3 separate regions of the Homo sapiens genome follow, and regions 1 and 2 are each linked to region 3. The links are chromatin loops, found by intact Hi-C in ENCODE. Cell type or tissue: endothelial cell of umbilical vein. All regions are shown on one strand. Links, peaks and the distances in the headings refer to the core of each region. The heading gives the core; the rest is flanking DNA. Region 1 overlaps C11orf97 (chromosome 11 open reading frame 97). Region 2 holds the start of FUT4 (fucosyltransferase 4). Region 3 has its middle 76 kb from the start of CWC15.

What was found. Peaks named below come from ENCODE experiments on the same cell type or tissue, not always from the same donor. Only the 100,000 strongest peaks of a DNase experiment are listed, where the experiment ranks them.
Region 1: it touches region 3 in a loop (13-fold over the local background); 28 of 110 quality-filtered maps call a loop at or near these places.
Region 2: it touches region 3 in a loop (2.2-fold over the local background); 2 of 110 quality-filtered maps call a loop at or near these places.

The regions. Positions count from the first base shown.
Region 1 is chr11:94,517,774-94,525,794 of GRCh38, forward strand. The region is part of intron 2 of C11orf97 (chromosome 11 open reading frame 97); the gene reads left to right. Among named protein-coding and RNA genes, the nearest start is that of C11orf97, 9.3 kb to the left of the region's middle. In endothelial cell of umbilical vein, for the core only: CTCF peaks have their summits at 1,904 (motif pointing right) and 4,084; no DNase peak of the experiment used is centred there; H3K27me3 peaks cover 279 bases.
Region 2 is chr11:94,538,150-94,545,985 of GRCh38, forward strand. It overlaps FUT4 (fucosyltransferase 4), which reads left to right and starts at 5,772. Exons shown (of 1, transcript NM_002033.4): 1 at 5,772-7,836. The coding sequence starts at 5,985. The coding sequence ends at 7,577. PIWIL4-AS1 (PIWIL4 antisense RNA 1) reads right to left here. Exons shown (of 5, transcript NR_135093.1): 5 at 7,183-7,697. RefSeq lists a silencer at 5,960-6,529 and an enhancer at 7,349-7,836. In endothelial cell of umbilical vein, for the core only: no CTCF peak of the experiment used is centred there; DNase peaks (open chromatin) are centred at 5,842 and 6,232; H3K4me3 peaks cover 1,871 bases; H3K27ac peaks cover 1,396 bases; H3K27me3 peaks cover 240 bases.
Region 3 is chr11:94,893,389-94,901,409 of GRCh38, forward strand. No RefSeq gene overlaps it. Among named protein-coding and RNA genes, the nearest start is that of CWC15, 76 kb to the right of the region's middle. In endothelial cell of umbilical vein, for the core only: a CTCF peak has its summit at 4,079 (motif pointing left); a DNase peak (open chromatin) is centred at 4,083; H3K27ac peaks cover 1,219 bases.

The sequences.
Region 1 (8,021 bases), core at 1,677-6,676, 370 kb before region 3:
CTATTGAAATAAAAAGTTTTTGGAAAGTTCTTGAACTAGTTTATAATTAATTTGCTTATGTCCAAATAAACCTTCATGTCTAGAAAAAAAAATGGGCTGGGCACGGTGGCTCACGCCTGTAATCCCAGCACTTTGGGAGGCCGAGGTGGATGGATCACGAGGTCAGGAGATTGAGACTATCCTGGCTAACACGGTGAAAACCCGTCTCTACTAAAAACACAAAAAATTAGCCGGGTATGGTGGCGGGCACCTGTAGTCCCAGCTACTCGGGAGGCTGAGGCAGAAGAATGGCGTGAACCGGGAGGCAGAGCTTGCAGTAAGCCAAGATCGCGCCACTGTACCCCAGCCTGGGTGACAGAGCAAGACTCCATATCAGAAAAAAAAAAAAAAAAAGATCTAGATATCAATATGTACTTTGCTGTCCCACTTTCTTGGTGGAGTTATTTCTATTTAATGACATGTACCATTTTTTCCAAGTGCCTGAAAAACACAATAATAACTTCAATCTTTATCAATATAGGTATGACAAGTAACAGTGGTTTCCAAACTTTAGATTTTTATCAGAATTACCTGGGAGCTTGTTAAAAGCAGATTGCTGAGCCCTACCCCTAGCATATTTGGCACAGTATGTCTGCAGTGGAGCCCAAGAATTTGGATTTTTACAAATTTCCCAGGTGATATTGATGCTGCTGGTCCAGTACCCGACTTTGCAAATCACTGACTCAGCAGAACCTAAGTCATTTACATGGTCAGATCATCCAAGGATTTCATCCCGTAGAGGATCTGAGCATTGATAGCTCTTATTGATGGTTCATGTGTGAAAGAGATGCTCTAGGAGCCCCAGAATCCCAGATGTTAGTTTGAAACTGCTGGCGTCCTTCATTTTCATGGTTCCTTCTCAACGATTACTAGATGCATATTTCATGCTCTCAAATCATCAGATTTTTATTGTGACACTCTTGGGTATCAGCAGTTGCTAGAAGAAATAACAAAACTATTACATAGACTCCTTCATTTGTGGAGAATTGTTGGTCAACCTGCAAGTGAGGTCCAAATTCACTAAGGATTCCTAAGAGAGAGGCTGCAGGCCCAGAAGTCCATCATTTCAGATTACATGATGTATGTTGTGCCCACTTTACATTTTTTTTTTTTTTGGATGGAGTCTCACTCTGTCACCCAGGCTGGAGTGCAGTGACACGATCTCTGCTCACTGCAACCTCTGCCTCCTGGGTTCAAGCGATTCTTCTGCCTCAGCCTCCTGAGTAGCTGGGATTACAGGCACACACCACCACGGCCCAGCTAATTTTTGTATTTTTAGTAGAGATGGGGTTTCACCATGTTGGTCAGGTTGGTCTTGAACTCCTGACCTCGTGATCTGCCCACCTCGGCCTCCCAATGTGCTGGCATTACAGGCATGAGCCACCACGCCCGGCCCCACTTTACATTTCTAAAGCAGACATAGAAACTCCTTTGGGTCTTCTCGTATGACCCATTCTTATAAAAGGAGAGACCAATAAAATGGTGAAATTTGCTCCCATAATATCTTCAAGGAAAGTTTTAAAGTCTATTTTGAACTTAATGAATGGATGCAGAATGACCTACTGCATTTCAGCTGGGAAGCCCCGCCTACATGTACTATTTTCCTGGTGTTTAACATTTTTTTCTAAGTCTATACTGTTATATTCTGGATTTATCTTCATTGTTTTAAAAATCTACATAAAAGCTAGTTTATACACTAGCTGTATGTTGTATTATTCTTATTGGATACACTAGATTGTGAGACAGTCTGAGTGAATAGGATGTATCTTTTGGTTTATAAAAATTCATTTTCCTAAGCAATCTTTTCAAATATCCTTTATATAAAATGAAGACTGTCTGGGCTGCTTTTTAAAATAACATCCACTAGAGGTCGCACAGAGGTACTATTTTAGCCTAGAAAAATCTTTCAATGCGGAGAATAGATTCTATAAATTTGGGTTTTAAAATGATCTACTTATGGGAAATCCCGCTGTTTTTAAAATATATATCATGGCTAGAAGCCACATACCATTGGCCAGAACAGAGAATTAGCATCTAGAGAGGGTGCCACACTCTTCCAGCCCAGCCTCAGAGCCTAGAGGCCAGCCATTGGACATTTGCTTCTAATTCGGTTTGCAGTGACCCCTCCTTTATATATCTGATGACAGCCATGGCTTCTTTTCCTGGAAGACACAGTTTGTCACATACGTGCAGAATTCTGCATAAAACTTTTAGAGAATTGTGTGGTTCCTATAGCTGCTATTTTTAAAGATAAGTACATGTTAACCATTTTCTCCTCCCCTTTACTTCTCCTTTGCTACTTCACCTATTCTAATTAGGCATTTGTTCCCATGAGTCCAGGGAAACTGTTCTTTCCAAGATTGCAAATAGCCTTCTTTTTGAAGGTCAAATCCAATGATCCCTCCAACATACTCAACCTCTCTGTAACATCTGATGTAGTTGTTTCCTCCTTCTCTCTAAAAACACTTTCTTAGCTTGGCCTGTAGGTCACAATGCTCCAATTTCCTGGTTTTGCTCCTACCTCTTTAGCTATTCTTTCTCCATCTTCTTTGCTGGCTCTCCCTCCACCTAGCCTGTATAATTTAGAGGTCTCAGTCATGGGCTCTTTTCTCTACCTACCCTCACACCGTGGGATATCTAGCCCTATTGGGCTAATGACTCCAGCATTTTTTATTTCTACCCTATACTTTTCCCCTTAAATCCCAAAACCTACTTGATTCTCCACTTGGATGTCCAATAGGCCTCTCAACCTTAAGATGTCCAGAACCAAAATCTTATTCTCTATTCCCAGGCTTTTAAAAAACCCATAGGTCTTTCCCATATCATGAGATGGTACCACCAAACACCTAGAAGTCAAGTCCTCAAACTCCGTATCCAGTCTATCAGCCAATCCTTTTGAATTCAGTGTATATCCTAAATCCCCCACCAGCACCGTTGCCAAGCCCCTGCCACCTTTTGCAGGCCTGGCAATAGCATCCTATAACAGCCTCTGCTACTGCCCCTGCTACTGTTAATTCTCTGCACTGAAACCGGAGGGATCTTTTACAAACATAAATCGTTACATGTCACCTCCATGCTTAAAGTTGTCTGATGGCTTTTTATTATTCTGAGACTAGATTTCATGCTCCTATGGCCAGCTCACCTCTCTGATCTCATCTCCTATACTTTTCCACTCCACTTTAACCACACAGGCTTTCTTGACATTCTGGAATGTGCCAAATCCATTTTCACCCCTCAGGACATTTAAAGGTCACCCAGACATTCAGATATCTTCCTCTCTCTTCATTCAGGCTTCAACTGCATATGCCATCTTCTCAGAGAGGCCTTTCCACTCCACCAGGTCAAAACAGAAATTGTCCTCCAGGTCACCTTCTAATCCCTATACTGCTTTCTTCTTTCTCCTGTTTTCTATTGCTACCTGAAATTTTATGCAGACAGTCCCCAACTTATTGTGGTTCAACTTATGATTTTTCAATGTGATGGTGTGAAAGTGATACATGTCAGTAGGAACCCTACTTCAAATTTTGAATGCTGCTCTTTTCCTGGGCTAGCGATCTGCCTTATGATTCTCCTTTGCAATGCTGGGCAGTGGCCATGAGCCGCAGCTTCTAGTTAGCCATTCTAATGTAAGTGTTCTGAGCACATTTAAGGTAGGCTAGGCGAAGCTATGATGTTTGGCAGGTTAGGTGTATGAAATGCATTTACTACTTACAATTTTTTTTCAACTTATGATAGGTTTTTCAGGATGTAACTCCGTCGTAAGTCGAGGAGGATCCATATTTCTTTACATACTTCTTTATTGGCTATCTCTCCCACTAGAACACAAGCTATCTGAGGATAGGGGCTTAATTTTGCTTACCCCAAATCCTCACAAAGCTGTATGATATTGATATTCTGATCCCCATCTTAGGATGAGTAAACTAAGATTCTGAGAGGTGTTTAACTTGCCCAAGGTTATGCATTAAGTAGCAGAACCAGATCCAAATTCAGATCTGACCCCCAATCCCATTGGCTTTCTACTCACTATGGTGTCTCTGGTGACACGTTATGGCTAAATGCAGTGGATACTGTTCTGCCTCTAGGTGGCTTGAGCTTTCTGCAACATTTCACATAGTCGATGGCTCTCTCCTTCAACCTTGTTCCTTTCTCAAATTCCATGATACTTAACTGTCCTGGTTCTCGCTCTACTTCTTTCTCATCCTCTGTTAAGCACTCTTTTTATTCACTACATTCTCCGAATCTTGATGTTTATCGGAGTGTTTCCCACAGTCTTGTAATCTTGTTCCATTAGCTTTCCTGGGATTTTCTCATACTTTTCACTACGGCCTCTCTAGGATGCCTCTGAAATGTGTCTCTGCAGGCTAAACTTCTTTTCCTGGATGTCCCATAAGTCATAAGATAACTCAGGCCCAACATGTCCAAAACAAAACTCACACCTCTGGGCTGGGCATGGTGGCTCACGCCTGTAATCCCAGCACTTTAGGAGGCTGAGACGGGCGTATCACGAGGTCAGGAGATCGAGACCATCCTGGCTAACATGGTGAAACCTCGTCTCTACTAAACATACAAAAAAAATTAGCCGGGCGTGGTGGCGGGTGCCTGTAGTGCCAGCTACTCGGGAGACTGAGGCAGGAGAATGGCGTGAACCCGGGAGGTGGAGCTTGCAGTGAGCCGAGATCCGCCATTGCACTCCGGCCTGGGCAACAGAGTGAGACTCCGTCTCAAAACAAACAAACAAACAAACAAAACAATTGACACCTCTCCCCGACTTGCTGCTTCCCCTATACCACCCATCTCAATGAATGGCATAGCCTATGGTCCAAATGCAAATCCAGAGAGCCATCCTCTATCTCCACACCAGACCACCATGTTCCACATCGAATTAGACTGTGAGGGGTACCTTAGTTTGGCTCAAGATCCCAAAATGTTGACCCATATGCCAGGTTCACCTTGCAGACATATTTATTTGCCCCGCAGTATATTTTTTAAATATCTGAACCAGTTGTCAATATTTTAAAATTAGAAATTTTATATACAAATCTAGATGTCTAGGTTTTCTTGAGCAGGGATGGAGCACGGAGGATAAAGGTTGATTTGACACCATCAAGGCACCATTTGTATTAACAACAGTGGCTGGGGTTGGGTTACAATGCCCCGTGCTGACCTGCCCACTCCACTGTTCAGCATCCTACACCAAGTTCCCCACTCCAGTGGGAAACATCACAAGCTATGTATGTTCACGTGCCCGCTGCAGGTTTTTTCTTCTCATCGTGAAATACAAAAAATTGTTTCTCTTGTATGATGCCTCCATCAAAAGTAGTAAAAAAGAGAAAGACTGGGAGAACCAATTATTTCTTACCCCTAGCCAGCTTTACTCATATTACCTGCCTGGCCTCTTCCTATGTATATTTGAATTTGTGACTTTGGATAAACGCTACATACTGTTTTGTAGATATTCCCAAGCCTGTCTAAATTCTAGGGACCCCAACATATATGCATGGATCTAAGCATATTTGTAGCTATGTATGAATTAGCTGGGTTTGTTTGAATTTTAAGACAATCAACTCCACATACTCTGACAACAAAGTAATTGATTGTTGAAGGTGAGATTTCAGTAAGAGTCCAGATTGGATTTTCCTTAACCATAGATAAAATACTGCAATACTGGGCTATTTATTGAACTTATTGAAGAGTCTATTAAGAGGGCGATCTGTCCTGGAAGTAAACAACTTAAATTATAGCACGTTTTATTTTTGAATGAGTTGACAGTGACAATTATGGAAGTACCCTGAAGCTGTGGGGTCATTTCTGTGCTTTTTCTCTTCTCCTTTGGCTGAATGAAATTGGTAAAAAATCAAAAGATTCAGAAATTGAGTTTTATGGATGTTGAATAGAATGAACATTATATTTCTTTTGGGATACCGTTGGTTGCATAGCTAGCGGGACACAGGAGAAATAGTTGTTCAGACTGGGGCTCTTATCTGAATGAACTGTGCTACTTGTTCTTGTGGTCATATTGTGACTATAGTTAATAAGGGCTGTGAAGACACTGAAATGGACAAGGTGTCTCACGTGGTTGTTACTTTGCACTCTATACTTGGGTCTAGGGAATGCCATCAGTGACAATAGAAATAATGGGCTAACAGGCCTCTTGTCCTCCCTTCTGTGGACTTTTGATTCCTTGTAGGCTCCTGATGTGTTGATACATGGGCTGAGTTAGAAGCACTGGATGCTGGGTTGAGAGGTAGGGATGTCTTTTTATATGATGATGTTGATGTTGGGAATTATGGTGATAATAATAGTAATAATGGTTATCATTTGCAGAGTTTCTTCTGCACGTGATAAATTTTTTGCAAATAATCTCTTTTAATTCTTGCAATAACCCAGTGAGATATATGCTCTTTTAATTCACATTTTGAAGAACTTGAAGCTGAGGCTCAGGGGGATGCAGTGACTTGTCCAATGTCACACTGATACTTGGATGCAGGTTTGTCAGAAGCTGATGTTGTTGCTATTAGCCATTGGGTTCTTCTATCTCTCTTTAAAACATAAGATTATGCCTTCGGAGAGGAACAGAGATTTGAAATTGATTTAGTAGCAAGTAGTGTTCTATTCAGTTAAAAAAAAGAAATGTTACTAGTTTTCTGTAGGTTCAGTTTCAGTTTAGCCTCCAGGTTCAAATTTGAGGTAAAAACAGGTTTCAGAGGCTTTCTGCATTCCTATCAGATAAGGGCAAAGAACCTGTGTCTACTTGAAAAGGTTAACCTCATCCTGAAAAAAAAAAAAAAAAAGGGAGTGTAGTTTTCTCATCAGATCTTTTAATCAGATAGAATGGAATTTGGGCAACTTATAGAACTTTCTGGATAAGGAAGAATTTAGCTAATGTCCATCATTCATGTATTCTCAGTGATTTCCTGAAGATTTTCCTTTCTTTACAACTTTTCAAAAAGAAAAATGTAGAATTGGCTGAGCTCAGTAGCTCATGCCTGTAATCCCAACACTTTGGGAGGACAAGGCAGGCCGATCACATGAGGTCAGGAGTTCAAAACCAGCCCAGGCAACATGGTGAAACCTCGTCTCTATTAAAAATACAAAAATTAGCCAGGCATGGTAGTGTGCACCTATAGTCCCAGCTACTCTTGAGGCTGAGGCAGGAGAATTGCTTGAACCCAGGAGGCGAATGTTGCAGTGGGCCGAGATCTCACCACTGCACTTCAGCTTGGATGATGGAGCAAGACTCCATCTCAAGAAAAAAAGAAAAAAAAAAAAAAGAAAGAAAAGAAAAATGTAGGCTTATGAGACATTCATTATGGAAATAGTGCATTTATTGTATTGTTTATTTTAAAACTATTTCTGCATTTCTATTCTATAAAGGACTTTGCAGAAATAAAGTGATGTATTAATTTAATGTTTTCAAGTTGCAAGGTCTTTTGTATTTTTCTGGCTAAAACCTACAGAGGTTATAGTAGTCATGAAAAATTTGATTACTGAACTTATTAATCTTCCCCTTACACAACACTTCCTTTTCCAAAGAATTTCAGAAATGTATTGCCAGATACATTAATGAGTGTCTACATGTGCGTTAATACATGTAAACTTAATTTTGAATCCAGTTTATTTACTACTTAAGTACAAGCTTAGAAAGTGCAAAATGTTGCCAAGCAAATGTGGATATATTTCATTATTTCATTCAATTAAAATGTTTTTTGTACCTACAATATAGGAGGAATTTACTAGACACCAGTTATTCATTATTTCATTCAATTAAAATGTCTTCTGCACCCAAAATATAGGAGGAATTTACTAGACACCAAAGGCTTGCCAAGACAATTATAGAGCCTAGGAGTCACCAGACATAAATTAAAATTACTTATATTTTTCTTTCTGTAGTCAAACTCTGACCTTGCTTGCACAAGAGAAGTACAGACGATATGGCTCTAAACTGGATTTTCAAGCTCCAATGTTCATTATTTACAATCCAA
Region 2 (7,836 bases), core at 2,837-7,836, 350 kb before region 3:
ATAAATTTTCATAAGTGCAGGAATTAAACTGTTTCATTAGTGCCTCAAGAAATGTAAAATAAATAGTGATGTTCATTCATTCATTAATTTATTTAATAAATATGTATTAAATATTTGTCAGGCATGTGCCAGGCATTGCACTGTATGATGTTAACATGTTTATCTCAATGTCAAAATAATTTTATTTTGTGTAAGCCTTGTATGCTATAATTTTTTCCACATGACTGAAAATAAACTCTATTTTAGGAAAAGGTAGTTTAATGAGAATGTAGAGGTAAACCCTTGAAATATTTAAAATATCATGAAAATACAGTCAGCCTCCATATCTGTGTGTTTCGTATCCTTGGCTTCAACCAAACTCGGATTGAAAACACTCGGAAAAAAAAAGGATGGTTCTGTCTGTACTGAACGTGTACACACCTTTTTTTTTTTTTGGTCATTATTCCTTAAACAATAGAGTATAACAATTATTTACATAGCATTTACATTGTATTAGATATTATAAAGTAATCTAGAGATTATTTAAAGTACACTGGATGATTGTGCAGGTTATATACAAATACTATACCATTTTATATAAGGGACTTGAGCATCTATAGATTTTCATATCCATGCGGGTTCTTCTACACTACTTTTGCAACCCTCAGTGTCTAAAGACCCTTCCCCATGCCTGATCTCATCTTCATGCTTGCAACTGAAAGCTAGTTCTTTCTGTGCAAATGGATATGGAAGGACGACTGCATTTCCGATTTTAACCAAAACTTCACTATGTCCATTTTTCTGAGCATCCACAATTCTTGCATTTCCTATTCTGTCAAGTAAGTGTACAGGAAGAACTTGAGTGCATAAAAAGTATAACACTAAAGTAAATATAATAAATTCCCATATTGACTATCTATAACAATTTCTTTTAGGGCCAGTACATTTTCACACTTAGATAAAAAGAAAAGCACTTACAAATTTATGTTAGGTTTATTTTTCTTTCTTTTTTTTTTTTTTTGACAAAGTCAGGCTTAAGTGCAGTGACATGATTTCGGCTCACTGCAACCTCCGCCTCCCAGGTTTTAGTGATTTTCATGCTTCAGCCTCCCGAGTAGCTGGAACTGCAGGCATGCGATACTACGCCCAGCTAATTTTTTTTTTTTTTGTATTTTTAGAAGACATAGGTTTTCACCATGTTGGCCACGCTGGTTTCGAACTCCTGACCTTATGTGATCTGCCCACCTCGGCCTCTCAAAGTGCTGAGATTACAGGTGTGAGCCACCGCTCCAGCAGTTTTATTTTTCTGTAAAAGATTTTGCAGGGCAATGAACAATAGATTGTGGGTGTCATTGATTGTACACAATTTTTGATTTTTTAACCAACAGTCCATTCCATACTTATCTGTCCAACTATGCAAGGTTAAAAAATTGTTCCTGACAAAGGAAACTGCCTCCACCTATTTGCACACAGATTAGCCATTCCAACCACACCTGCTCACTGACGCCCTCAGCATTTCCTGGTAAGTACACAATGTAGGAAGGGACTCAACTGCCTTTTTCTCTCTTCAAGGAAAAAAAATTAAAACATACTTAGCAGGCCAATGTTCAGACACAGAAATCTCAGAGCCAACCAAGGGTAACAACCCATTTGAGGGTAGCCTGAATCTCAGGGAGTTTATGCTGACAGAGCTTGGCTCCGCCTAGAAAGCTAGGCAGTCAGAACCTATTCTGGGGCTTCCATAGGAAATATCAAATCTGTCTCTGGTGAGTAACACTGGGAGAGCCTTTAAAATGAACTAGGATGGTCTTATTATCAAATGAACTATATCCTTGAGAAAGAATAAGGAATGAGTTCGAATTTTAGGAACCACAGTTGGCCTGGTTCTTGCTCCCAAAGAATTCTGTCCAATATAAAATTTTGGAACCGAATAGGTCACTTTTGGCATGTTGTGAGTTCATTGCTCATTCAGTGTCATAAATTAAGTCTTGAATTATGGAGCTCTCTTCTACACTACTTTTGCAACCCTCAGGGTCCAAAGACCCTTCTCCATGCCCATCTCATCTTCATGCTGGCAACTGAAAGCTAGTTCTTTCTGTGCAATATTTTGTGGAAACTGAGAGGCCTTTAAATGCACAAAGAATCATTTGTTACCAAATGTAAAAGAATCATGGACTATTCTTCCATGTTCGAAATCTAAGATGATTCAGAGTTCATTTAGTCCAGCCTCTTCATTGTAAGAATAGTAATATCTCCTTCCACATGGGTAGCAGACATGTTTTTGCCCACCTAGCATCCTTTCCCTCTTTTTCAGGTAACACCACCTCATTTTTTCTTTTGGGTAACTTCTCTCCCCGCACTGTTATTCAAGAATAACAGATTATTCCACATCTGTTATTCAGATGGGACTGATTCTAGCTCCAGAGGAGGGTCTAAAGAGAGTACCCATTCCCTGACCACAGTGATTGCTTCAAGAATGAGCACTCATCCCAGGTTTGGCCAATGACAGCAGTCTAATTTGATATCATTTCTGATGCCTGTTGCCAGGACTATGCTTAATACATGTACAATATTTTCCACTGAAAGCTTAAGGGACATTTCAAGGTCATAGCAAGTCATTCACATAGCCAAGATCTCCGGATGTCTTCTCATTTTGTAGTGGGGAAAGAGATACCAACAGATAATTTCGGTGATACATTAAGGGCATACATTCATTCAACAAATATTCACTACTAGAAACCTGGTTCCGTGGTGGGTGTTCAGGATGGAATTATGAATGAAACAGTCATGATCTCTGGATGTCCCATGATGTTCTGAAAGGTGCAGCATGTGTGAGAGTGCACAGGAGGGCCATGTAAACTACCCTGGATATATGTTTGTGGGTATCCAGAAAGGCTTCCCAGAGAAAGAAACCAGCCTCCTAAATCTCTCTGAATCTATCCTCCTTTAATTTTCTTCCTCATCCTCACAGCTACTGTCTCAGTTCAGGCCCTCTTTATTTCACATCTGAATTACAGCAATAACTTTCCAACTGCACACCACCACACCCCTACTCTTACCCTATTTTTACCCAACTCACTCTTTACTAATGACAGAATGATTTTTTCTTAGAAACTTTTTTCTAAAGTATAATGTCCACCCATAAAAGTACATATGTAAGCATACAGTTTGATGAACTTCCATAACCAAACACACCCATTAACCAGAGCCTACATTAACAGTCAGCATTCCGCAGCCCCCCCGTGTCCCCATCCATATACTCACCCTCCTTATACGTAATAAAAATAAGAATTCATTTTAAAAATGAATATCGCTTCCTTCCTTTGTTAAAGCCTTCCAAGGACTTTCTCGACAGCCTGCAGGATAAACACCATCTCCTTCGCCAAACTATACCCTAGTAATTCCTCGCCTACTGCCCCAGTCTTCCCTCCCTGGCCTCTGCAGTGCTGCTCCCTCTGTGGCAACTAACACCTCAGCCCTCTTCCTCTGCATTGTAATGATTCCTAATTATTCCAGGAGCCACCTCCTCAAAGCCTTCCATGATCCCTTCCCTCCCCACTATCTGTTTCTCTCGTAGATTTTTGAAGGTAGAAACCGTGTTTTGCATTTGTTTCCCAATTTGTTAAATGAACAAGTGAGTAAATTTATTAATTTCCCATAACTCCTTTCCTCCCTTTCCTTCTCCTCTACCCTACCAATGGCTCTTTTAAAATAAGAACAATCCAGTCCCCTGTGAATGTTTGTGCATGTATGAGATGCACAATGATCACGTATGACCTTCAACCAGCAATTTGCGAAGTCACGACTGGTTTCCATTCATCCAGACACACCTTACTACCTAGTATCCCCTCCTCCCACATCAAATAAGGGTATAGTAGGGGCAGTTTGTGGTCTCAACCCTACCGAGGTAAGAGGGCACAAAGAAAATTGATATGCATGAGACCTCGGGCATTCTTCAGGTAAAAAGATGGCTTAATTGGAACATTCGGAGGCTTAAGAGAAAATCGGGAGTGGTGGAAGGAAGCAATCAAGCAGGGTAATATTTCCCAAATGCCTACCGGCCACGTGCCAGACACAATGTTAGGCTCTATCTGTGATGTCTTATTTAACTGAAGAGGGAGAAGAATGTGAATAAATGGCTGGATTCTTGAATTGCATAAAAAGAGAAGCCAATACACTTTTTCCTTTATTTCGTTTAAACAAGTAATTTGTGCATTTATAGCTTTTTCTTTTAATTAAAAGTAAGAGTGGAAAAAAGTCACTGAAATGTCTAATTTCAAATAAAATATTTGATTTCTAATTTCTGTTTTTCAAACAAACAAAAAACCCCAGAAGCATTATGAAAGGTTTTACTGTGCAGGAGGAAATGTTACTAGGTTGATGGGCCTAGCCAGAACACCTAACATCCTCCATCTAGTCTCCAAACTGAGGCTGTGGCCCTGCAGAGAGCGCCACCCGGAAGCCACTTTTATAGAAGCTTTTACACACAATGCTTGATTTTTTTTTTTTTTTTTCCGAGACGGAGTCTCGCTTTGTCGCCCAGGCTGGAGTGCAGTGGCGCGATCTGGGCTCACTGCAAGCTCCGCCTCCTGGGTTGACGCCATTCTCCTGCCTCAGCTTCCCGAGTAGCTGGGACTACAGGCGCCCGCCACCAAGCCTGGCTAATTTTTTTTTATTTTTAGTGGAGACAGAGTTTCACCGTGTTAGCCAGGATGGTCTCGATCTCCTGACCTCGGGATCCGCCCGCCTCGGCCTCCCAAAGTGCTGGGAGTATAGGCGTGAGCCACCGCGCCTGGCCTATACTTGATTTTTAATGAAAACATTCTTAAATTCATATGGCTAACGCAAATTTATTTTCTGTAGGCATAACATCAAAAACACCTGGCAGGATTGCCCCATTCCCAGCACTGTCTATTTCTCCCCTAGTATCAGTGGGACTCCACTGATGCACAGCTGTGATCTACTAAAACTTCTCTCAAAACTTTCTCCTCTCCTTAGGTCAGCAGCCCCGCCCCTGATCTATTTGGAAATCCCCTGAATAAAAGTTGAATATCATAAACCAAAGCGAACACCCAGAAATTCAAATTCAACCCGTAGGTAAAAAATTTCTCAAGTGACTGTAGACGTAGATGTCTCCAGTGTCGCCTAATAAGGTAGAAGAGGCCAGTGCGATACTGTCTTTACACCCTTAACTTGGGTGCTAGAATATTTATCTTCGTCATCATTTTATCATCCAAACTATTTTGCATAACTTTCATGGGTGCAGAAAATGTTTTTTAAGTGCTTGGTAAAATTAATAGTGATATTCATTCATTCATCTCACTGAACAGGCAATAAATTCCTTGACGACAAGGGCCTTGGGGGGGTCACATCTTCATCTTTGGTTTATGAGTCCTGTGCGTCTTGGTACAAGCAATACTACTATGAGCCGGCAAGTCAGACTTATTTGGTAGGGGACCAAAGGAAAGAACATGTTTTGATTGCTAAGAAAACATTTTGTTCTCTATCCTTTACTGGGCTGGCAGGCAAAGGAAATGTTCTTATGAGCACTCACATTGAAAACTTAAGTTCTTCACCAAATGCAGAGACTCTGAAGGCCACGCCGCTGCGGGCTGCCTCCACAATTCGACCGTCTCGGCGGGCCACGAGATCCTGGCCACGGATGCGGTGGCCGCGCCTCTGCTCGCACGTTCCCCCGGCCTCTGGACTCCCTCCCTCCCTCAATCCCTCCCTCCGGCGGGCGTCGCTGGCGGGTGGCTAGGCCCAACGGCAGGAAGCCGACGCTATCCTCCGTTCCGCGGCGCCGGGTCCGCCTTCCGTCTGTTCTAGGGCCTGCTCCTGCGCGGCAGCTGCTTTAGAAGGTCTCGAGCCTCCTGTACCTTCCCAGGGATGAACCGGGCCTTCCCTCTGGAAGGCGAGGGTTCGGGCCACAGTGAGCGAGGGCCAGGGCGGTGGGCGCGCGCAGAGGGAAACCGGATCAGTTGAGAGAGAATCAAGAGTAGCGGATGAGGCGCTTGTGGGGCGCGGCCCGGAAGCCCTCGGGCGCGGGCTGGGAGAAGGAGTGGGCGGAGGCGCCGCAGGAGGCTCCCGGGGCCTGGTCGGGCCGGCTGGGCCCCGGGCGCAGTGGAAGAAAGGGACGGGCGGTGCCCGGTTGGGCGTCCTGGCCAGCTCACCTTGCCCTGGCGGCTCGCCCCGCCCGGCACTTGGGAGGAGCAGGGCAGGGCCCGCGGCCTTTGCATTCTGGGACCGCCCCCTTCCATTCCCGGGCCAGCGGCGAGCGGCAGCGACGGCTGGAGCCGCAGCTACAGCATGAGAGCCGGTGCCGCTCCTCCACGCCTGCGGACGCGTGGCGAGCGGAGGCAGCGCTGCCTGTTCGCGCCATGGGGGCACCGTGGGGCTCGCCGACGGCGGCGGCGGGCGGGCGGCGCGGGTGGCGCCGAGGCCGGGGGCTGCCATGGACCGTCTGTGTGCTGGCGGCCGCCGGCTTGACGTGTACGGCGCTGATCACCTACGCTTGCTGGGGGCAGCTGCCGCCGCTGCCCTGGGCGTCGCCAACCCCGTCGCGACCGGTGGGCGTGCTGCTGTGGTGGGAGCCCTTCGGGGGGCGCGATAGCGCCCCGAGGCCGCCCCCTGACTGCCGGCTGCGCTTCAACATCAGCGGCTGCCGCCTGCTCACCGACCGCGCGTCCTACGGAGAGGCTCAGGCCGTGCTTTTCCACCACCGCGACCTCGTGAAGGGGCCCCCCGACTGGCCCCCGCCCTGGGGCATCCAGGCGCACACTGCCGAGGAGGTGGATCTGCGCGTGTTGGACTACGAGGAGGCAGCGGCGGCGGCAGAAGCCCTGGCGACCTCCAGCCCCAGGCCCCCGGGCCAGCGCTGGGTTTGGATGAACTTCGAGTCGCCCTCGCACTCCCCGGGGCTGCGAAGCCTGGCAAGTAACCTCTTCAACTGGACGCTCTCCTACCGGGCGGACTCGGACGTCTTTGTGCCTTATGGCTACCTCTACCCCAGAAGCCACCCCGGCGACCCGCCCTCAGGCCTGGCCCCGCCACTGTCCAGGAAACAGGGGCTGGTGGCATGGGTGGTGAGCCACTGGGACGAGCGCCAGGCCCGGGTCCGCTACTACCACCAACTGAGCCAACATGTGACCGTGGACGTGTTCGGCCGGGGCGGGCCGGGGCAGCCGGTGCCCGAAATTGGGCTCCTGCACACAGTGGCCCGCTACAAGTTCTACCTGGCTTTCGAGAACTCGCAGCACCTGGATTATATCACCGAGAAGCTCTGGCGCAACGCGTTGCTCGCTGGGGCGGTGCCGGTGGTGCTGGGCCCAGACCGTGCCAACTACGAGCGCTTTGTGCCCCGCGGCGCCTTCATCCACGTGGACGACTTCCCAAGTGCCTCCTCCCTGGCCTCGTACCTGCTTTTCCTCGACCGCAACCCCGCGGTCTATCGCCGCTACTTCCACTGGCGCCGGAGCTACGCTGTCCACATCACCTCCTTCTGGGACGAGCCTTGGTGCCGGGTGTGCCAGGCTGTACAGAGGGCTGGGGACCGGCCCAAGAGCATACGGAACTTGGCCAGCTGGTTCGAGCGGTGAAGCCGCGCTCCCCTGGAAGCGACCCAGGGGAGGCCAAGTTGTCAGCTTTTTGATCCTCTACTGTGCATCTCCTTGACTGCCGCATCATGGGAGTAAGTTCTTCAAACACCCATTTTTGCTCTATGGGAAAAAAACGATTTACCAATTAATATTACTCAGCACAGAGATGGGGGCCCGGTTTCCATATTTTTTGCACAGCTAGCAATTGGGCTCCCTTTGCTGCTGATGGGCATCATTGTTTAGGGGTGAAGGAGGGGGT
Region 3 (8,021 bases), core at 1,023-6,022:
ATATTGTTGAAGCTATCCATTGTATTTTTCATTTTATTCATTGAATTCTTCAGCTCCAAAATTCTGCTTGGTTTTTTAAAAATTATATACATCTCGATTGGATTTCTCATTCAGATCATGAGTTGTTTTCATGTTTTTTTTTTTGTATTATCTACCTGTGTTCTCATATCTCACTAAGTTTCCTTAGGATTATTATTTTGAATTCCTTTCCAGGCATTTCATAGATTTTCTTTTCTTTGGGGTCTGTTACTGGAGAATTATGTTCCTTTGGAGGTGTCATATTCCTTGAATTTTCATTTTTTTGTGTGTCCTTATGTTGACATCTGCACATATAGTGTAACAGTCACTTCTTCCAATTTGATGGAGTAGCTTTTGTAGGAAAAGATGTTTTCCCATAGATGTATCTATAGTGTTGGTTGGTTGGGGCACTTTGGTTTTGGTTCTGGGTGAACACAGTAGTATAGTCTTTGTATGATTTCTTTGGCTGTATCCAACATCAGTGGTGTCTGCGAGCTCCTCAGTGGCTTAGTCTGTGTTTGTGGAAGCCATCAGGTAATTTTTCTGGGGTTGGGGCCCCTGGGCAGGCTTATCCTTTCGTCCCGGGTGGGGCACACGTGGGCATATAGTAGCCCTGACACTGCAGGGGGCAGGATCACTGCTAGCAGTGGTAGCTCCAGGCAAGTGGCTCTCGGGTTCTGAGGAGCCCATGCTTTGCCTTCCTATATCCTGTGGGCAGCTTCCCTGATGTGCTGGACCACCTGTTACCCAGGAGGTAGGGCACTGAATGGGCTTAGACGCCAGCAACACAAATTCACCACTGGGTCCAGCTAGTGTCATAATGCTGCAGCTCTTTGGATGAGTGATAGGGTGGATATCATTGGTGTCCCAGTGGTGTGGAGAGGCAGGGGGCTATTGGGGCTCAGGTCAAGATGAAGTTTGGTGGTGGCTCAGCTCTTAAAATTGTACCATACTGTAGCAGCCTGGGTCCCAAAGGGTGAGGGGCACCTGATGTAGATTCCCACTCTGGGGCAATGCAGTCATGTGGAGTCCGGGAAGCTCCCTATATCAGGCTCAGGGCCTGTGAGGGCTGTGGCGCTCTCCTGTAGTCAGGATTTCAGGTGTCTGTGGTGGGAATGTGGACTGCTGGGGATCTCCTGCCTACCTTTTTCCTGCAATAAGGGGGCAGGGGGCTCTCAGCTCCAAGCCAGTTCTGGCTGGCTGCTTTACTTCCCATCCTATACATCTCAAGTTTCCATGCCTCAGAGTGTCTTTATCTCTTCTTTGCTGAATTCTTAGATGCTGTATTTAATGTGTGGTTATCTATTTGTTGTTTGATCCTTCTTTGTAGAGAAGGCAAGTGTTGGGTGGTCCATCAGCCATCTTGATCTTGCTTGCTTGTTTTTTATCTTTTATCTTTTCCACAAGGAATTGAGGGGGCTACCAGCAAAGTATACATACAACATGGTTAATAAAATAGAAACAGAAGATCCTTGTTGTTTGTGACTTAAAATCCCCAATTTCAGCTCTTCTTTAATAATACTAAAGATCAGTAACTTAATTTTGAAATCTCTTAAAATTTGAGCCACTCAGCCTCAGCCCTCTATTCCCAGGAGGTAGGAGAAACTGTATACTCCATCATTAATATACTGTTGCACCCCACCCCTCAAGCCAAAGCCACCCTGTAGGATAGAGCTGGTAGCCTGACCAGGGGTACAACTCCTGATCCAACTCCCCTGCCTGCCTGCACTCATAAAGTCCCATCCAAGGCTATGTTAATGTCAAAGGGGACTTTTAGGGAGAGGGGCAGGTATTTTAATAGATTTCAATAAATTCTTTTTCTTTTACCCAACCCCTCATGTGTTTGATAGTCAAATGCAACTTCAAAATTAAAAGTTTTTAAATGACAAGTTCCTGTAGTCCCTCCTCTGAACCAGAAGATTCTGAAAGTCTCCCATCAGGGTCTGGAATTTTACCCTACTTCCAAAGTAATAAGCAAGTTTGTTAATGTGTTATGAATGTTTTTGGAAGACATGATACTCCTAGGTCTCTTTGTTATTCATAACATAGCCAGCAGCATGAGTACCATGTTGGCATCAGTTTTCCATTCCCCCAAGTCATACAGGGCAATGCAGGGGGCCCCTGGTAGATGCTATACATGCAGTGAGTTTGCATTATTGCTGAGGGACACTGAGTTTAAGAAATCTACTGCTTTTATAATGAGTGGTAAGCAAGCCTGCTCGTTGTCCAAAGGAAGACATTACCTCATCCCTCAAGACTGCTGGCTGCAAACACAACTCTGAGAAATGATCTGGGTAAAGAGCACTCAGGGACTTGTGTTCTTGGCATATCTAGTGGAAACTTGCAGGGATGCTTAGCACCCATATCAGATCATTTCTTCCCAAACCCTCCTGTTAATAATTGAGGGTGGGATGCGTGGATGGCCAGTTTTCCCCCAGCTGCCTAGTCTCTTTGGGCTACAACCAGGAATGCAGAGGGTTTCTTGGCTCTACGTCTGCGACTTCTCTATCCCCAGCCCAGCCCTCCAGGCTGACATCTCTGACTGCTGACCTGACATCAAATAGCAATACAGTGGCTGAATTTTAAAAAACCCTGACCATGCCTGGTACCATGTCAGATCCTCTACATGTATTATTTCATTTAATCATCACAACAACCTTTGAAAGAGCATGCAGCCAACCACCCATCATTTACAGATGAGGAAACAGGCTCAGAGAAATAAGGTGACTCACTGCCTGTCAACCAGCTAGTGAGTAACGGAGCCTGGATTTGACCCACTGTCTGGCTGGCTCTAGAGTCCATGTATTTTTGTCACCCTACTGTGCTTCTGCTCCTTCCTGGTCAAGAGGGAGTGGATTTTTTGTTCTTGTTTGGTAGATTTTTTTTTTTCAAATTCTTCTTCACCAATGGCATCTTTCTCTGACCTCTAGCCTCTTTCCGTACCCAAAGGCCTGGCTTGGAGTCAGAAGGTTCTCAGTAGACCTTGAAATTAGTCTGCACAAATGTGCATGAGGACGCTGACTGAGCAGGAGCAGCCCTCAAGGCTGAGTTCCTGGGCTTTTGGAACAGCCTGTCATAGCTTCGCTTCCTTGTGGATAGAGGAGTGACAGCAGCCATACCAGGGCTACTGAGAGCTCAAATGGTATCTTTTGCAAATTAGACAATGGGTATTCCTCCCTCAAGTCAGTTGATTGCCATTTGCTGGAAAATAGCGAATATATATATATATATATATATGGAGATACCTATGTACATGTCACTTCCTGCTACTAGATAGAGAATAACCTGCACAACTGTACATTGTCAGGCTAAGTCACATAGACCCGGCTGTAAATCTGGTTCTCCTATTTACTAGCTCAGTGGTCTTGGGCAGGTCATCGGGCAATCCAAGGCTCAGTTTCTGATAGAATGCAAGCAGTGTTGCCTCCCTGTCTACCTTGTTTATAATTTTGAACAGGAAAATAGGCAAGAAGTGTTGCTTAAGTCCTGGGGGAGAGTGTCTCCTCTTGGGATAAGATGGAAGTATTAAAAATCAGAGACTGTGGCCTTGTCCCAGGGGGACATGCAGTCCTCCCTATCCAGCCACAGGTAAGATAATTGGAGTGCCTTTAAATTCTTGTGTGTTTTTCTTGTTACAGTGAAAGAGGAATTAAACTAATAATAAGGCTTATCTTCATTTTCCTCTTCTCCTTTTTCAGTGACCTAATTTTTCCATAAATTTTACCTCTTCACAACTCTGTTCCTCTTCCCATTACTCACTTGTTCTTTTTTCCTCCTATTCAAGCCTGCTTTCAGAAAATGGCTGGTAAGGCTTAATGATATTTTGGAAATTTGCCTCTAAATAACTTTAGGCCAAAAAACTGAACTTAATCAGTACATTTGGACCTCAAGGAAAGGTATTTTTGAGCCAACATCTGCAAATGACATAGAAATATTGCCAAGAAGTTAACCATCTGTTCCACCTTGAAAAGATGTGCTGCAAAGTCTTGGCACCCTGAACTATAAAGGTAATAACTAAAAAGAAATAACCTCGTGTTAGAGCAGCAAGCCCCCTCTAGTGGCCCATCATGGGAATGACCACCATTCTCCCTAGGATCTGGACTTGGAAATTCTGCTACTCCAATGCTAGCTCCAGGCATCTGCTCAATCCTTTATACACTCATAGCAATGAGACAAGACATTATTTGGGCCTTACAGTCATCCTCTGATGGCTGGAGGGCAAGAACACCAGTCTCCTTAATTGTTCAGGATCCCAGGACTCCAGGCCCAGATCAGTCTTTAGCTGGGAACCTCTCTGGGCCTCAGATTCCTTATCTGTAAAATGAGATGAATGGTGCCTGGTATACATCTTTCACAGGACTGTTGTGAGGATCAAGTGACAATAAGGGATAAGAGAGGTAAAGCTCTTTGAAAAGTGCATTCATAATGCACTTTTAGTAGCAACAGTGTTTCTGCTGTTCTATTCAACACGGTAGCCACTAGTCACATCTGACTGCTTGAATTGAAATTAATTAAAATTAAATAAAATTTAAAACTGAGTGACTCGGTCACACTAGCCACATTTCAAGCACTCAGTAGCTACTTGTGGCTAGTGACTATCATGTAAGAGATCACAAGTCTAGAACGTTTCTGTCATCACAGAAATTTCTACTGGACAGCCCTGCAGTTTAGATAACTGATTTGAAGAACAAGCTTTATATTCTCTAATTCATCTCTGCTCTTGAAAAAGAAAAATCTCTTATCAGCGGTTTGCAAATCTAGGAAGACACCTAGATTACAATGAACTGGGGTGGGTGTACAGTTAGGTTTACCGTGGATTCATTATGTATATATGTGTGTATACACACACACACAAACACACACACACACAGAGCACCTGTTCTGTGTCTGCCAAGCACCGTGTTAAACTCATTTTGGGCAGTTCTATCAAAAGATGGACCCGGGTTTTGAAATTCATTGCTCCATCAGGGTTCCTAGATAAAGAACTCAATGTTGCAGGGTAGTTTCACCCCCACATCAACCCCCTACCTCACCAATACACAATTGAAGTTCTTCTGTAGCTCCCATTGCCTCTGGGAAGACTTCCGGCCCTCTCCCCACTGGGTGGTGAGCCCTCCTCTTTGCTCCCATAGGCCCCTGTTCTTCCATTTGCATTGTAGCTATCATACTGTGTGGAAATTTGCCTGTTTGGTTGTTTTCTGTTAAAATGTAAGCTCTCAGAAGGTAGAGACCAGGTCTGTCTTACATTCATTTGAATTTTCAGCCTCCCTCACACAGGGCCTGGCCCATATGCAGTAGATGCTCAAAAACTATTAGTTAATGAATGAATGAAGTATATGGATGGATGGATGGATGGATGGATGGATGGATGGATGGATGGATGGATTTCTTTGTTCCTTTATTTAGGGTCCTGTATTCCCCTGCATAAAGCCCTCAGGTATGAAACTGCTAGAGATTCTCTTTATGCTAGGCCACCACATCCTTTGACCACATTCCTTGCTCCAATTAGGTAGTACAAGCTCAGTGAGAAAAGCAAAATTTGATTTATGTTTCTGGCAATTCAGCTGATGAAAACAACTAAAGTGCTAGATAAAAATCTGCTGCAAATATCATTTTAAAAACAAAACATTGCTAATCCATACAAAAACTTTTACACAAATGTTCATAGCAGGATTATTTATCATAGGCAAATGTGAGAACAACCCAAATGTCTCTCAACAGACGATAAACAAAATGTGGTATATTCATGCAGTGGAATACGATTCAGCAGCTAAAATGAATGAAGTAGTGACACACGGATTGATGAACCTTGAAAACAGTCTTCTAAGTGAAAGAAACTGGTCATAAAGTGCTGCATATTATATGATTTAACTTATATAAAATGTCTAGGATAGGCAAATCTACAAGGAGAGAAAATAAAGTAGTGGTTGCCTGAGGCTGAGGGAAGTGAGGTGTTACTGCTAGTGACTACAGGGTTTCTTTGGGGAGTGACAGAAATGCTCTAAAATTAAATTCTAGTGAGTTTTGCACAACTCTGTGAATATACTAAAAACTTGATGCCTTCTCTGATGAATTCTACCCAACATTTAAAAAAGAGTTAATACCAATCCTTCACAAACTCTTCCAAAAAATGAATAAGGTGGGAACATTTCCCAACTCATCCCATGAGGCTAGTATTACCCTGATGCCAAAACCAGACCAAGACATCACAAGAAAAAAAAAAAACTGCAGAACAATATCGCTTTTGAATATGGAGGCAAAAATCCTCAACAAAATACTAGGAAACTAAATTCAGCAACCTTTAAGAAGGATTATATACCATGACTAACTGAGGTTTATTCTAGGAATGCGAGGTTGTTCAAAATTCAAAAGCAATCAATGTAATAAACCATATCAGTAGAACAAAAGACAAAAACAGCATGATCATCTAAATACATGTAGAAAAAGCATTTGACAAAATCTAGCACCCTTTCATGAAAAATACACTAAACAAAATCAGAATAGAAGGGAAACTTCCTCAACCTGTAAGAACTACGAAAAAAAAAAAAGTCCACAGCTAACATTGTACTTATGATGAAAGAATAAATGCTTTTTCCCTAAGATTATGGACAAGACAAGAATGATAGATCTTGCCACATCTCTTCAATATTGTATTCTAGCCAGGGCAATCAGGCAAGAATGAGAAATAAAAGACATCCAGATTGGAAAGGAAGTAAAATTATTTTTGTTCACAAATGACACGATCATGTATATAGAATATTCTAAGTAATCCACCATCACAAAAACAAATATTAAAATTAACAAATGAGTTTAGCTAGGTGCAGGATAGAAGATAAATATACAAAGATTGATAGTATTTCTATATACCAGCAATAAATAAGCTGAAAATGAAATTAAGAATATGATTCTATATACAATAGCATCAAGAAGAATAAACTACTTAGGAATAAATATAACAAAATAATTGTAAGATTTTTATACTGAAAACTACAAAACATTGTTGAAAGAAATTAAATAAGGCCTAAATAAATAGGAAAATGTACTGTGTTTATGGATCCAAAGACTTAAAATTGTTAAGATGGCAATACAAGGAGATATTGTGGGTTTGGTTCCAGACCACCACAATAAAGCAAATACTGCCATAAATCAAGTCACACAAATTTTTTGTTTTCTCAATGCATATAAAAGTTATGTTTGCACTCTAACCTACTAAGTGTGTAATAACATGTCTAAAAACACAACGTACATGCCTTAATTAGAAATACTTTGCTAGAAAATGTTAATTAACTGAGCATGCAGCAAGCTGTATTTTTTTTGTTGGTTGAGGGTCTTGCCTTGATGTTGATGGCTGGTGACTGATCAGGGTGGTAGTTGCTCAAGATTGGAGTGTCTGTGGCATTTTCTTAAAATAAGACAACAATGAGGTTTGCTGCATTGATTGACTTCATTTCATGAAAGATTTCTCTGTAGCATGTCACGCTGTTTGACAGCATTTTACCCACAGTAGAACTTCTTTCAAAATCAAAGTCAACCCTCTCATATCCTGCCACTGCTTTATCAACTAAGTTTATATAATATTCTAAATATTTGGTTGGCATTTCAACAATTTCACAGCATTTTCACCAACAGATTCCATCTCAAGGAACCACTTTCTTTGCTTATGCATAAGAAGCAACTCATTTATCCAAGTTGTATTATGAGATTGCAGCAATTCAATCAGATCTTCAGGCTCCACTTCTAATTCCAATTCTAGTTCTCCTGCTACTTCCACTATATTTTCAGTGACTTCCTCCACCGAAGTCTTTTACTTTTTTTAGTTTCCACTTTTATTTTAGATATGAGGCTACATGTACAGTGAGTGTAGTACCCAATAGGTAGCTTTTCAACCCACACCCCCATCTCTGCCTCTCTATTCTAGTGGTCTGCATTGTCTATTGTTCCCATGTTTATGTCCATGTGTGCTCAATGTTTACCTCTCACTTATAAGTAATCACATGCAGTAT